2 separate regions of the Homo sapiens genome follow, and region 1 is linked to region 2. The links are chromatin loops, found by intact Hi-C in ENCODE. Cell type or tissue: endothelial cell of umbilical vein. All regions are shown on one strand. Each heading gives the region's core, and the rest is flanking DNA. Links, peaks and the distances in the headings are about the cores only.

Region 1 (8,046 bases), core at 2,943-5,442, 65 kb before region 2:
CCTGTTGGTGTTACTATTTTGAACAAACTGTTATCTGTTAGGTAAGAATGAGAAAAATAAAAGATTTTATTTTACTCTTATTTATTCCTTCTTTAACACTGTCCTTCTCTTTCTGTTTGTTTGAGTTTCTGACCCAAATTACTTACCTTCTCTCTGAAGAACTTTTAAAAATATTTCCTGCAAGGCAGATCTTCTGGCAACAAATTCCCTCAAATTTTGTTTTTTGTTATTTCTCCTTCATGTTGGTAGGATAATTTCACTGGATCAGATTTCTAGGTTGGTGTTGTTTTTTTTTTTTTTCTTTTAGGACTTTCAGTATTTCACCTATCTTCTTGCTTGCATGATTTCTGGAGAGAAATCCAATGTAATTCTTATCCTTATTCTTCTTATAAGTAAGGTTTTTTGGACCCCTTTTGCAAAAATATTTCAATATTTTCTTTTTGTCTTTTATTTTCTGCAATTTGAGTATGATACGCTGGGATACAGTTTTTTTGGTTTTTGTTCTGCTTGGTGCTCTCTGAGCTTCCTGGATCTGTGGTTTTGTGTCTGTCATTAATTTTGGAAAATTCTCAGCCATTGCTACTTCAAATATTTCTTCTGTTTTTTCTTTCTTTTCTTTCTGGTATTACCATTACATTTATGCTATACCTTTTGTAGTTATCTCACAGTTTTTGGATATTTGGCTCTATTTTTTACACTCTTTTTTCTCTGTTTTTTCTATTTATGAAATTTCTGTTTTTAGCAATTTCTTTTGATTCTCTCTTAGTTTCCATCTCTCTGCTTATATTATCAGCAGTTCTTGCATGTTGTCCACCTTTTCCATTAGAGCACTTTGTGTATTTTTTACTGGTATTTTAAATTCCCAAATCTGCACTGTAGCTCATGCTTGTAATCCCAGCATTTTGGAAGGCCAAGATGGGTGGATCGCTTGAGCTCAAGAGTTCAAGACCAGCCTGTGCAACATGGTGAAACCCTGTCTTTACAAAAAATACAAAAATTAGCTGAGTATGGTGGCATGTGCCTATAGTCTCAGCTACTCAGGAGGCTGAGGTGGGAGGATCACTTGAGCCTGGGAGGCAGATGTTACAATGAGCTGAGATCGCACCCCTGCACTCCAGCCTGGGCAACAGAATGAGACCCTGTCTCAAAAATAAATAAATAAAAAGTAAATAAATTCCCAAGTCTATGTCATATCCGAGTCTGGTTCTGATGCCTCTTACTGTAGCTGTTCAGTTTTTTGCCTTTTAACATGCCTTATAATTTTTTGTTGAAAGCTGGACATGTTGTATCTAGTAGTAGGTACAGAGGTAATCAGCATTTTAATGTGAGGTTTAAAGCCTTGCATGATGTATTAGGTAAAAGGAACTGAGGTAAATAGGCCTTTAGTGTGAGGTTTTATGTTTATCAGGCTAGGAATTAGGCTGTGTTTACAATTTATTGTAGCTGTCAGTGTCAGAGGCTAAAATTTCCTCTCTGGTCCTTGTTTTTGTCTCACCTGTTGTCTTTGGGTTTCTTTAGAGATTCCTTAAATAGTGACCAATCCTTGTAGTTCTTTCAGCTGTGATCCCATTAGCATACAGGAGTCCTGTTGATGTGGTGCTAAGGACTGGGCGAGGGGTAGTGTTCTAGAATCCTCTCATTGGTTCTCAGTCTTTTAGTGGGCCTGTGCCCCTGTGTCGTGACCTTTACATGTGCTTGTGAAATTTTTCTTTAACCCCTTAGGTGAGACAGGAAGGCTAGAGGAGTCTGGAGTTGGATATTTTCCTTTCCCTTGTGTTGAAAACTAGAGGGGTTGGAGAAGGACATTTCCCTTCCCCCATATCAATCAGACCCTGGTAAAACCCACTTTGGTTAGACCCTAGTAAATAGTTTCCCTTGAGGGCAGGCTTTTGTTGAATAGAACAGTATGTTCTGCAGGTATTTCAAAATGTTACTTTGTCCCTACCCCACCATGAGGAGATTTTTCTTCCATCTTAACTCTGAGAAGCTGGTGAAGCTCATGGAAGTTTTCGTCTTTCAAGCGAGTTCATCAGCTTGTCTTAAGTTGCAATTCTCTTTATTTGCTGTCTCTCCACTTTTAGGGGCAGTGGTTTGCTCTGTGACCTCAGTTCTCTGATGGATCTAAAAAGTTGTTTAGTTTCAGTTTGTTAAGGTTTTTTTCTTGTTACGAGGCATGGAGTGACAGCCTCCAAGCTCTTTACATGTTGGAATGGAAACCAGAAGTTTGTATCATCTCTTTTTGAAAATCTCTTTGTACTTCAGTTTGGATAGTTCCTATTGAACTCTTCCAATGCAGTGATTTTTGTTTTTTATCAGCTATATCCAGCTACTGATGAGCTCATTAAAGGCATTCTCCATTTCTGTTGCTGTGTATCTGATTTCTTGTGTTTTCGTTTCATTCTTTCCTATAGTTTCCATCTCTTTGCTTATGTTAACCATCTGTTTTTGGATGTTGTCTAATTTTTCCATTAGAACCCTAAACATATTAATCGTAGTTATTTACAATTGCTTATCTGACAGTTCCAAAGTCTGTGTCATATCTAAGCCAGTTCTGATGTCTGCTGTCTCTCTTCAGGTTGTGTTTCTTTCCTTGCCTTTTAGAATACCATGTAATTTTTTTGTTGAAAGCCAGACCTGACGTATCTATTAATAGAAACAGAGGTCATGAGGATATTAGTGTGAAGTTTTATGTTTATGTGGCTAGGAACTGTTCTGTGTTTAATGTTCGCTGTAGCTGGAGATGCCAGAAGCTTCAATTTCCTCTTTTCTTTGTTTTTTGTTTTCTCTCCCTTTTCCTGTTGTCTTTAGATTTCCCTAGAAACTCCTTCTTAAATAGAATCTGTGTCTTGCAGCTGTCTCATTTGTAATCCACTCTTATTATATTGGAGTCTTTTTGATGTGGTTAAGTATTAGGGAGAGGAAGTAGTCTATACTCTCATGATTCAATCTCAATTATTATTATTTTTTAAGTGGGCCTGCATCCCTGGGCTGTGATCTTCAGAAAAATTTCATAGCCTTTTCTTCTCCCTTTATGTGAGATAGGAAGGCTCGACAGGCTGGAGTTGTCCAGTTGTCCTTCCCTTAGGTCAGATAAGTCTGTGGTAAGGTAGATTCTTTCAAGGGCAGGCCTTTGCTCTGGAGAACAGCACACTCTATGCTATTTCAGAATGATCACTTTTCCCCTGGTGTATTTTAAATGGTTATTTTCCACCCCCAACTCCACATTCATCTCACTGAAGGACAATGGGATTATTGTCTAATCTCCACCATGAGAACCTGTTCAAGCTCCTGGAGTTAAAATCTATGAAAATGTGATGACTCCCCTAAGACTGGACCCCAGATTTTAACTCTCAAGCTAGTGCATACTCAGCTTCTAGCAGCTAAGTCAGTTACTGTTTAAACGTTCCTACCAGTTACCAGCCCCAGCCACTGCAGCTCCTGGTAAGCTGTATTTCTCTGCAGTTGACTGTCTCTGCAGATTTCAGGGTGGTTTGCTCTGTGGCCTCAATCCTCTGATATATCTAAGAAAACTTGTTGATTTTCAGTTTTTGCAGCTTTTTTCTTGTTGTAAGGATGGGAGTGATGACTTCCAAGCTCTGTACATATCAGGGCTGAAATTGAAAGTCCTCACCTGGTAGGTGTTGATGTTCTCCTATTTCAAAACTCTGCTGGAGGCTGTGGCACCCTTAAATTAGCTGGGAGACAGGGATACAGTAAGGGCTGTGGTTTGCTTAGTATCCCTGCCTCTTGTCAGGGACAAATGTTGGGTGGACCAAGCTGGGCTGGGAATCCTGAATTCAGGTCTGAAATGTGCTCTCTGGGCCTCAGTTTTCCCAGCTTTATAGTGGGGATAAGGCCAAAGCTCTTCCAGTACTCTATGCTTTAGTGACAATAACATAACCTTTAGTTCACTTGTTACCCGAGATAAGGAAATGGTTTTGGAATGAGTTGGTGTTTCATGGCAGTACTTCCCGATGCCAGCTTTGTCTTTATTGTTGCTTTAAATAACAAAATGGCTTTCTAATAAGAAGAGTGGAAATAGCAGTCATCACATGACATTGTATGAATAACCAGTAACTCAGAGCTTGTTTATCTTGGCTTTTTCCCCCATGATGAATGTGTTTTTAAAAGCATTTCCTCTGATAACAGCCTTGGCCTATAGGGCTTTCACGTGTTCTGGGAGGAGTGGAGTGGTCCTAGGTTGTGATAAACCAATGGCCCTCATTCATTCCTCCTTGTTTGCAAAGGAGACCTAGTGTTACACGTTGTCTGTAGGTTCTGAAGCCAAAACATGGGGAAATTGCCTCGCTTCTGGAATTTCCCCCAAGTTTTTTGGGGAAACTGAAATGTATGTCAAGGTTACCTTTTACTCATTTTCTTAGATGTTACTTAAGTCATTTAGGGGCAGGAAAAGCGTTGCACATGCTTTGTTTGCTCATAAAACTTTCATGTTGGGTTTATACATTTAAAACTAGTTAGTTTAAATCATAGTCCCAGTTCTACTACTTGAATTCCCTTAAAAATGTTTAGTTGTAGATATGCATTGAGCTTCATGATGGGAAACTTCATAGGTTTAGGGGGCGCCTATTTTTTTTTAAACTTGTTCAAAAAAAGCAGGCTTGTCCTTGAATGGATAAGAAATTATTGCCATTTTAGGCAAACAAACTCAGAGGTGTAATTTCTATTTTTAAGGCTGTTTCCCAGCATGTGGCCTGGTGCCCCGTGAAGATGAAGTGCTCATTAATGTTTGTTGAATGAAGTAGTCAGTGCAGTAACGTACTCACATTTCTGTCCTTTAAAGTTTGACAAGAAGGTGCCTAGAAGCGAAGGAGGCTCTGATTCCTTGCCTTCCTCGCTCAGCAGTGGTCTTTCTTTTGAATCAATGGCATTGCTGCTGGGGGCAACAGTGGTAGCTGTTGGTGCCTCTGGTGTTGGTATTGAACTGTCACTTTTCTGGGCTCAGGACTGTGATGATCCAACAGGATCAGTTTTTCACATAAAACTATTTCTCTTTTCTGGATTTTAGCCTTATTCGGGGGCAGCAAAGGAAGTAAAGGCCAATAAGCACCTGACAATATTTTTACATTAAATTGTGTGATAATTACTCCCCCTTCATTAGAATACTGGGGGAAATACTGAAATTTACTTGGAGTTTTACTTTTTTAGGATAGAATTCAGGGAGAATAGTTAGATATAGAAGAAATAGGAAAGACTGGACACAGGAATACACCATTCACTGTTTTTCTGGATGGTATGTTGAGTAAGGGCAGAGAGGTGCTGTGGAGTGGGCAGAAGTGGGGAGTGAATGATGGCCTGATTGCCAAGGAGCCACCTTCTGTCACTAATTCAGTGATAAGCATGGAACACCTGCTGTGTACTCAGCATAGAGGCATGAGGTGGTCCCTGCCCTGAGCACACTCGTGTCGGGGAGATGGCAGTTTAGGAGCGTGGGGCAGGAGTGTTGAAGATTGAGTAGGAGGTCTTCAGATGAATAGGACAGGAGCCTTTGAGGCAGAAGGGACAGCATGTGCCCCAGGCTCAAAGTCAGGGAGTGGAGGGCACAGAGATTTGAAGTTGTGTTGGATACCAGGGGCGTGTTGAGAGATGAGGCTTGCGACTCCAGATGGGCAGGTTTAATGCTTGGCTGGGTTGGAATTTCATCTTGGGAGTGATGAAGTGTCAGGGGAAGGTTTAGGTGTGGGAAGGACCAGATCAGGCTCACGTTTTAGATTTGGGCTGATACAGTAGCCACAAGCCACATGGGGCTGTTGAGCCCTTGAAACTTGGCTAGTCCAAATCGAGATGTGCTGTAAGTGTAAAATACGTACCACATTCCGAAGACTTAGTATGAAAGATTGTAAAACATCACTAATAATTATTTCAGTATTGATAGGTTGAAATAACATTTTGATACATCGGTTTAAAAAATACAATAGTAAAATTAATTTCACTGTTTCTTTTTACTTTTTTAAATGTGTCTACTAGAAGATTTAACATTGCATATGTGGCTCATATTTTATTCCTGTTGGACAATGCTGTTCTCTACTCCTTGGGCTGAGGGAAGGCTGTATAGTGTAGTGATTGATTCATTCATTTGTGAATTCATTTATTCAACATGTATTTATAGATCGTCTGCTGTGGGCTGGGGCCTGTTGTGGGCATTGGGAATATAGCAGTGAATAAGATAAGACTCCTGCCCTGACAACTAAATGATGAATGGAATTCAGATACTGTTAAGTGCTGCGAAGAAAAAGGAAACGGATTTGGGATAGACAGGGGCAGGTAATGGAGTGGAGGGCTATTTGAGTTTGGGAGTCAGGAAAGACCTCTCTGATAAACAGAGGCGTGCATGAAATGAGGAAGCAAACCTTGCAATTGGTGGGGAACAGCATTCTAGGTGAGGGAACAGTGAGTGCAAAGGTTGGAATGAGCAGTAGAAAGGCCACAGTGGCTAGATGGAGATGAGGGGGTGCGGCTGGTTAGGCAGGGGTAGCCAGGTCACGGAGGGTCATGGAGGCCACTGGGAAGGGGTTGGAGGATTTTATAAGGTTTTGAGCAGAGGTGTTGACAGGATCCAATTTACATTTTAAGAGGATCCCCTGGCTGCTATGAGGGAAAGAATGGAAATTAGAAGACTGGTTGGGAAACTTAGAGGGAGCCCAGGTGAAATGTGATGCTGGTTTGGAAGAGAGGACAGTAGAGAGGTGGTGGAGAGAGAGTGAGGAGAGGCTACGTTGAATGAATGTCGATGTCAGACCAGCAGGACTTCCTGGCTTCCTTGGATGTGGAGCATGAAGGAATTGAGGCTAACCCCAGTCTAGGTATTGGCCTGAGCGCTGGGTGATTGGGAGCACCATTGCTAGATGGGGTGAGACTCTGAGGACCAGGTATAGGGGGAGTGGGGTGGAGGTGTGGAATGGGAGCCATTAGGTGAATTTTAAGATGCCTCTGAGGTGCCCCAGTGCTGATGTTATGTAAGCTGTTGGATGTAAGTCTGGAGCGCAGGCGAGCAGTGGTCAGGGCTGAATATTAAATTGCTGGATCATCTGCATATAGATGGCATTTAATAGTGAGACTTGACAGCTCACCTAGGGAATAAGCCTCAGACTCGGGGAGAGGAGGAGGAACCGGTCAATGGACCAAGGAGCAACCAGCGAGGTGGGAAGATGCCAGAGGGGTCTTCAAAGCCAGGAAGAAAGGAGAGATCAAGCATGTCAGCTAAGATGAGATCTGAGGAATGTCCACTGGGTTTGGCAGCACTGGGCACTGGTGACTTTGGGAAGATGACTTCAGTGGAGTCCTGTTGGGGCAGAGCTGGCTAATTTGAGAGGAATGGAATCAACAGAATGGGAACTGAGGTAGAGCCAGTCAGCGTAGGTGCATTTTGAGTTTGCTCTAAAGAGGAACAGAGTTAGGGGCATGTTCCCTAGTGCTGACATCACAGTCTGTTGCTATGCTGTGGAAAGCCTCTGGTCGGGAAGGGAAAACTGATGTTGCAGGAGAGCAGGGAAATTGCCAGCTCAGTGACCTCGGGTCCAAGCCAAGAGAAAGAAGTACAATTCCACTGGGGCAGCACGCAGGAAGAGTGACTTTAGAGTGCATTAGATCTGGTGGTGGGGAGATGAGTAGTTTTCTCCTGATTGCTTCTATTTTCTCAGGGAAAGTAGCTGTTAGTGGAGAGCAGGTTGTTTGAGGTTTGAGGAGAGAGGCGAAAGTCTCAAATGCCCATCTAGGATCATGAATTGAGGAGGGAAATTGTTGGGCTGTACTAAGGGCCCACTGGAGGTTTGTGGTCACACATTTAAAGTCAGACAATCCACATGGTTTTGTGTGTTCTTCCAGTGTGGGGTAGGCAAGGAGTTGACTTGGGGTTTTGCCAGAGAATAAAAGGAGAGAGAGGTCTAAAGATGGAAAGATTAGGCAAAGGGGCAATCATTGTGATGGGCTTGGTCTTGGCTGGGGAGGGATAGCAGTGGGGGAGGGGCATGGCAGGGCAAGGGTGACAGGGTGGTGGATTGCAGCTCCTGTGGGGGCCAGGATTGGTGG
Region 2 (8,046 bases), core at 2,730-5,229:
CGCTGGCAATTAACTGCTGCAGCCAGAGAGAGAGGTGTTAATTCCGCTCACAGTCATTGGTTGGAACTAGTCACACGGCCCCACCCAACCTCAAAGAGGCTGGGAAATGCCGTCCTCCCATGTGACAGAATAGGGGTGAACCAGGAATGTTTGGGGAGGCGCAGGAGTGACTTAGGCCAGTGTGGAATGAGAGAGTGAGTCTTTTCAGGGGCCTGCGCTGACGTTTCTCCATCAGTATTCACTCCCTGAGGCCAGGGACTGTGTTAATCACTGGTGGATTTGTTAGTTAATGGAGAAGACCTGCACTTGCTCTCTTTGGTATCTGTGTGTGTTAAGACTCATTAGACCCAGTAGCTGTTTCTGCCCTTCACCAGGAGATGCCCAGGAAAGGATGGTTGAATCTGAATCCTGGGATAGAGCCAGCAGTCTGGATTCAGTGGGGAAAGCTCTGGGCAGCTAGGCCAGGGAAATGCTGGGAATCTTCCTTAGGCCAGCTGCCTGCACAGTGAGAGCCCCAGGACCCGTGAGCCTCATGCCAGCCACCGATGCTGATTCCAGCTGAGCTGCTGCTCAGCAGCAGGGTCCTTGGCCTCACTGTACCTTAGTGTCCTCCTGTGTTACATGAGGCATGGCCCCTGTCCCGGCCACCTCATGGGCGTGGCCATCCAAGGCGGCAGTGGAAGGAAACAGTGTTGCCTGAGGAGAATGAGCTGGGATCCTTGGACTGGGAGTGAATCCAGGCTCCATGACTTAACTGGTGTGCTACCTCAGGCCCTGTCTGTCTCAGTTCTTACAATTATGAAATCATCAGGCTATCTGAGTATTCAATGAGATAATGTATGTGAAGTGCTCAACATTGTGCTTAGTAAACAAGTAGCTAGTATTCTCAGTACTACTAATATTAACAGTATAAAATGCCTCTTCAAGAGGAAGGGATAGTCATTGTTTCTGCTTTTTCCCATCTAAGAAGTAAGCTATTGTGATATATTGAAACGATGGGATGGGGAATAAAGTCGGTGCAGGATAAGGTATTAGAAGACAGGGATTCCAAGTGGGCTTCAGTTTTCTCCCCTGGGAACTGGACTGGGAAACCTGTCTGGACCTTGGTGTTCCTTCTAGTACTGCTTCCCTCCAATTCAGGGACTTTGAGGATCTTGTAATCTGCTTTGGGCAGACCCCTGTGAAAAAGATGTAGAAGCCCCAGTGACAAGGGACGTGTGGAGCTGCCATGGTGTAGCCCTACGGAAGCAGGGCCAGAGTGCTCCCTGCTGTCACGGCAGCTCATCTTGCATGCTGGAAGTCAGGCTTTTCTGCCTAGGGATGGGGGTTTTCTTCCAAGGGTCAGGCTCAGAGGAAGCTGGCTTGGCCTCATCACCAGGAAAGAAAGGCATTTAAAAACAAAATCAGTGTTAGAGTTGAACCTTTTGGACTCCTCTCATCTCAAGATGGCAAGTAGATTTTGTGGGTTAAGTCCAAGCAGTTGCTACTGGCTGTAAGGAGTTCTCTGTTGAGGATTCTAAAGGGTGGCATGATTGATTGTTGGTGTCTGCCCTGGATGTAGAAGTGGGCAGTGGAGCTATGCATGCTGTCAATTTGGTACCCATGACCTCCTTATTTTATAGAGGGGCAGACAAGGCCTGAGGAAAGGATGAGAGTTGCCCAGGGTCACCCAGGAAGTTGGTGACATTTTCTTTCGTGTTATGAAGGGCCTACCACAACACCTACCTCCTACCTGCTTCTGAAAGTGTATGAAGGAGGGAAAGCTCTCCCAGGGACCTGGCTGGGGTGGGGTGCTGGTTAGAGCTTGCTTTTAAGTGAGCCCCTGCTGCAGTGTGCATTCGTTGTCCTGGTCACCGGGCATGGGGGAGTTAACGTGTTCCTGGGGCACTTGGCGGGGAGTGCTGGGTGCTGTGGTGCCCAGGGCCTCCTGAGTACTTCGCTAACCCAGCCTCGCTCCGGGCTCAGAGACGGGCTCTGTTGCTGAGTAGAAGAGTGTTCCTGTTCAGTCACCCAGTGCTGCGCCATGAGGGAGCCTCCCCGAGTCCACACTGGCCCTTTAATAGCCATCAGACAAACAATGTTCCCAGTGACACAAACATCATCCAAGGCACTTCCCGTGGGGGAGCCCGGGTCATGGACACACAGATGGCATTTGGCAGCTTCTCCTGCTGGAGTCAGGAGGGGCATCAGTGCCCAGGAGGCTGGCTGCCAAGTTCGCAATGGTTGCTGCTGCTTCCCTGCTGCCCAGAGAATTCCCTGTGCTGAGAAGGGTGTCTCTCACTCCGAGAAAGAAAGTCACTGCCATTGGAGCTGGTGCAGGGTTTGGGGGCAAGACCAAGAGCTTCCTTTTATAGTAAGAAGAGCAGAGATGATAGATACTAAACTTAATAACTTTGCTGGATAAAAGCAGAAATGAAAGAAAGGAAGTTAACAGACGCCTGCACCCATCTGACAGGCTGCAGGAACAGCTCTGTACAGCAGCCCCAAGAAGGAAGGGCAGACCACACTTGAGGTTTCAGGGGCTCCTCTAGGAGGAGGAGCAAACACAAGGCACTACCATTGCTCCTGCCGTGCCAAGGGCCTCCTGAGGACTTCGCTCACCCAGCCTCGCTCCGGGTTCATGGCAGTCCCATGTTCATGGCAGACACTGCGAATTGATTACTGTACATTGTCCAATGATGCACCTCAGAATCCTTCTCAACACAGTATGCCAAGAGGTCTCTGCCAGTCAGCTAGAATTGAAAAATTAGAAGTGGAAACCTACTTGCCATTCTTCTTGATGAAGATAAGGCAAGTTGGGTTTACAACAGTGAGAGCATCCAGCCCTTAGACTATTTCCTGGCTCTGAGAGATAAGGATGCCCGCATCCCATTATGGTGGTCCAGGTGTACTGTTAAGCAGTGGGTACTCTTTCCTATGCTGTGAAACCACTGGTCCTTAATCCTGAGGTGTTTACTAATGAGGGAGTCCAGGGAGAGCAGTAGGGGCCCAGAGACCCGAGACTTAACTGAGTTTCCTCAGTAGCAGTGCAGGAGACCGTGGAGGGAATGAGTGACCCAGACTTGACCCCTCTTCAGATGAGGGACAGGGACCAACTGGGTTATTCCCCGATAGTGGAGACCTGAAGAGGGGGATAATGGAATCTAAATATTCACAACTTACAGCATTTTGCAAGGTGCGCATGGAGCAGACACATTCCAGGGTGTCCTAGCCAATACGGAGAAGTCTCCAGGAGGGGATTTCAACTCAGTAAAAGGAAGGACTTCGTGTGATCATGGGAACTGTTTGGTAACTGGACATAAGCCTGTGAGGGAGTGAGTTCCCCGTCCTGACATAGGTGATCAGGGAGGGTCACTGGACAAAGTGCAGGAGCGGGAGTCAAGGATGAGATAGATGGGAGACTGGATTCTGCAAGGATGTTTCTAGGCAGCAAGCTTTCAGGACCGAGGTACAGAGGTGTTCTCACACACATAGGGCAGCCCAGAGAGCCAGGAAAAGAGGAGGAAGGAGCTCCAACCAGGAGGCAGCAGCCAGGCTATGGCGCTGGAAGGAGCAGCAGAAGAGCTTGACAGTCATTCAGACACAGCCACGTGGGTTTCAGCCTGTGACAGACCCAGGCAGCGTAGGTGCCAGGTCCTGCTTCATCGTGCCAGCTGATAGTTCGTTTCCTGTTTCAATAGGTTGTTGGCAGGGCCTCACACAAGAGCCTGCCAGAACCAACACTCAGCTCTTTGCTGCAGCCACTCGGAAAGGAGGAGTTCTGGCCACCCTCCCAGGCGCGTCCTGTCTCTGCTACTGACGCTTCCTCTTGGGGTCTGAAGGGTTAGAGGGTCCCTGTTAGAAAGGGCCCTTGGGCTGTAAGTCAAGAGCCCAGGGTTTACCCTACTGTGGGGACTTGAATAAGCCCCTTAACTTCTCTAAGCCACCGTGTCTTGAATGGTCAGTAGGTAGAATAAAAGTCTGCCCCTCTTTCCAGTAGAATTGTTGGGGGCAGAGTGACGTAATAGGTATGGAAGTGTTTTTAACGGGACAAAAAACGTAAAACCAGTACCACTGCTATTAGCTGGAACCTCAGGACATTGATGCCTCTGGGGTTACCTCTAGAGTGACAGGAACCTAAAAGGCCAAGGTTTTCAAACATTTGTTTTTGCTCAATACCTCCTAAAAGAATTTTGAAAACTGTATATTCTTTTTCACATGTTTGAGTTGCCATCTAACATTTTTATCCAAAGTTTAAATCATTGCAAAGGATATAATTTCCAGGATATTGTGTAAAAAAAAAAAAAAGGTGGCATTTTGGAAATAAAACTGTGAACCAATTTTCAAAATGTATCCAAGGGAATCCAAACACTACCACTATTTGATATCCACCATCATCACTTCAAAAACATATGAACAAGCCTATCTTTAACAGTCAGAAATTTTACATCTTTCCTTTTTCTCCTTGAGCTCATATTTCCAGTCCACTGCCCCCACAGGGTTTTATCCTAATGTAAAATATATTTTTTATGCTTGAAAGTCTTTTATTGATCACTGTTTCACACTCATCACCATAACAAGATGTACATAAATTGAAATTGAAATTTCTAAAAAAAAAAAAAATTTCCTGGGATCATAAAGCTCTACATTCTCCAACATTTTTTTTTTCCAGATTGAGTTGTTATTAGCATACAATTCATCAAAAACAAATTTAGGTAAATAGTAAATGTAAAAGTAAAAAATTATTGAAAATGCATCTCTTAATGAAATGGATAGGGCTTCATTTCTTTCTCAATTGGCTCATGTATCTCTGAATTAATATTTCTTATTGCTAGAAGGAGACAAGATTCGACATTAATTTAATTCCTATCTTTTGGTTTTTGTAGGTCTAAGTGCTTAGAAAGCTCAGTCACATATGTAAGTAGCTGGCAGTGGATAGAGTTTTGTTTTAGCAGTGTCACTCAATTCTTTGAATTCCTTCCAAGTTGTATGCCAGAAATCACACAGGGGTCTATCATCAGATGATATTTTTAATGGTCTCTTCGCTGACAACTCCATTATATCCTCCTCTAATTTTGTTGAGAGCAGAGAGTTGGAAGTCACCCGATTCAAAAAAGGAGTTGTTCCTGGTCATTAGATCCACTCACTTTCTGAGCCCGACACCAGTATTGTAGGGTCACCTCTTTGCTTGGAGCCCCAGGGTTTTCATCTCTTGGGGCAGGCACCGTGGTAGGATTAGGGGTGGGTGAAAGGATCGTCTTTTGTTTGTAACGTGGCACAAGGGTGAAGGTGAGAGTGGGAAGAACCAGCGAGTGGGGCCTCCCACCTGCCAGATTCTCTGGCACATTGATTTTAGGAAAGAACACATTTAGAAGCTGATGATTCTCTTAAGGCTGTGTGGACCTACTTACCCCTTGGGCAGCCACCACACACCCCCAGGAGATTTGTGCTTCACTCAGAAGACCCTGCTCCAGAGGACATTTGGTTTGAGGCCAAGCCCCAGAGCCTCAGGAAACCCACTTGTCCATGACTTCCCTGTTCAGATCCCCTGTCATTCGGCAAGCCCTGGACCCAGCTCCTGTTGCATGTTTGAACAGAGAGGGCTGGACACACTCCTGAACATTTGTTCTCTGAACAGTGGCTCCTGAGACGCTCTGAGCTAAATATGGGACTGTCCATTGTAAGGAACCAGCCTTCTGTCCCTACCCTTGCGTTTTTCTTCTCTCATTCACCAGCTTTGGATTTCTATCTTGTCACATTTTGTGTATTGTGAAAGGTGCCCGAGCTTCTCTAGACCTGGCTGGGTGCAAAGGGTTGCTACCCCACATTCTTTCTCAGAAGCCTGCATCCTCTCCTAGGCATCTTCCCAGCGTCCCCCTCTGTGACTTCAGGAACTAGACCCCCTGTCCTCGCCTGGTCTGTCTGATGCTCTGGGAGGGAGCTAAGCCAGGTGTTTAGGGAAAGTGCTCAGTGGGAGCTGTGAACTCGGATTAGTTGGGATGGCGACTGTTGCATCACTTGTGATAGCAGGAATGGGAAGAGGAAAAGTCCGCTCCTGCCTCCTGTGTGCTGGCAAGCCCTGCCAGCCATCCCTGGGAGCAGTCCCAGGGCTCTCAATAGGGCACTCTGGGGAGTCCTGTGGCAGCACCAGACATAGTGGGGGGCTCTGCTGCCCTGTAGCATTTAAGGAAAGTGCCATGACTGAAAGGAACACACAGCTTGCCTGACATCCAGCAGGTGACCTGGGGTGGTGGCAGTAGCATGGCTCTGGATCCCCAAGGCCTACTTTGAGCCCAGTTCCTTGCCAGCCACTAGCCAAGCTGATGCTCATCCTTGCGACGGATGTTGAGTTGCCAGCCTCATGAGGACTTCTGGGAAGATGGTGGACGGAAATGAGACCTGGTAAAGGTTCTCTCTCTCTCTTTCTTTTTTTTTTCTTCTTCTTCCTCTTCTTTCTTCTTCTTCTTTTTTCTTCTTTCTTTCTTTTTTTTGAGATAGGGTCTTACTCTGTTGCCCAGGCTGGAGTGCAGTGGCATAATCACAGCTCACTGCAGCCTCGACCTCCAGGGCTCAAGTGTTCCTCTCACCTCAGCCTCCCAAGTAGCTGGGACTACAGGTGTGCTCCACCATGCCCAGCTAATTTTTGTGTTTTCTGTAGAGATGGGGGTCTTGCTGTGTTGCCCAGGCTGGTCTTGAACTCATGAACTCAAGTGATCTGCCTGCCTTGGCCTCCCAAAATGCTGAGATTCACCGCGCACAGCCCACAAGCACCATTTCTTCCTGGTGCTTTCCAAGAAGCTAGTTGTGTGGCTTGGGAGCAAATCAGATCTGACCGACCTCTGGTGCTATTCGTTGCCCCTCTGGTCCTCACTTTCCTCATCTGAAAAATGGGGATAATAATCACCTTTACCTGCTGGAATTGTGAGGATGAACTGAGCTGGTGTGAGAAACCCCTGAGCCAGGACCCCGAGCCCACTAACTGGCTGCATGAACTGGGCGAAATGCTGCACACAGCTGCCCTAGCCTCTGCTTCCTCACCCATGCAGTGGGGCAGAGGTCAGTCTGCATGGAAACATTGCAGATGAAGTGAGCCCAGACAGGTGGTGATGGTGATAGCCATGGTTCATAGAGGAAAAAAGTGGCTGGGATGAACAGAAGAGGGAGCGTGCTGGGCAGGGAGCCAGGCGTCGGGGCTGAGGACTGCCTGAGCTGAGTCCCCAAGAAGGCCCTCCTTGCACCACTGCATCAGTCTGGGTCTGTGGTGGCCACAGGCCAGGGGGATGCATGGACACTGCACCCGTGGGGCACATGTCCTTGGAGGGTGATTTTGCTGGAGGGTTTTTGGGTAGAAATTGTGTGTTCTAACCATATGTTGAATCAGAATATAGAGAAAACACAAAACTGAATTCAGGGAGCTGTTGACCCATGGCTGCTGTATTCTGCCATGTGCCAGCCTCCCTGGGGAACATGTGGATGCCCCTTGGCCAGCACAAGGTTTTTAACGAAGAGGTAGGCAGTGTGATCTTGTCCACGCTTCTCAAAGTGCAGCCAACTTCGCCCCTTCCCTAACCTTCCAGGCATTCTCCAACTTTAAGGGCTCTTTCTGATTTCTTACGTAATTCAGATGGAAAAGCGCCCGAAGGCAGCCCCCACGGTGGATCTGTGCGAAGCCGGTATTCAGGGACCTGGATTTTTGACCAAGCATTGAGATATGCATCTGGTACGTGATGGCCAAGGGGTAGTGCCTGATCCGGGGCCAGTATGGGTGGGGGCACAGCTGGACACAGCCATCAGTTACAGACCTGAGTAAGCAGGCCCCTGTTAGCATCTCAGGGTCAAGAGGGGCCACCTTCTTCATCCCCTGTCCTGGCTACATGTGAGCAAATCTGACTGGGACCCTGGAAGTACTGGACTACTGGAGGGACGATAGAGCATGTGGAAATCTGGACGCCTAGAATGTCCAGAGCATTTTGGCAGCACTTCCTATGGGCCGCAACTCTGAAACAGGCCAAGGGGACAAAAGGGTTCCAAGCCAAATGTGTTTGGGAGACCCTGGGTTAAACAGTA

Evidence for each region. Hi-C counts contacts between places; a loop is a spot of excess contacts. Peaks named below come from ENCODE experiments on the same cell type or tissue, not always from the same donor. Only the 100,000 strongest peaks of a DNase experiment are listed, where the experiment ranks them.
Region 1: it touches region 2 in a loop (3-fold over the local background); 5 of 110 quality-filtered maps call a loop at or near these places.

Annotation. Positions count from the first base shown.
Region 1 is chr9:113,925,867-113,933,912 of GRCh38, forward strand. All of the region lies in intron 1 of ZNF618 (zinc finger protein 618), which reads left to right. Among named protein-coding and RNA genes, the nearest start is that of ZNF618, 54 kb to the left of the region's middle. In endothelial cell of umbilical vein, for the core only: no CTCF peak of the experiment used is centred there; a DNase peak (open chromatin) is centred at 4,075; H3K27ac peaks cover 2,330 bases.
Region 2 is chr9:113,990,656-113,998,701 of GRCh38, forward strand. It overlaps ZNF618 (zinc finger protein 618), which reads left to right. Exons shown (of 15, transcript NM_001318042.2): 4 at 7,604-7,699. Among named protein-coding and RNA genes, the nearest start is that of AMBP, 84 kb to the right of the region's middle. In endothelial cell of umbilical vein, for the core only: no CTCF peak of the experiment used is centred there; a DNase peak (open chromatin) is centred at 3,686; H3K27ac peaks cover 1,108 bases.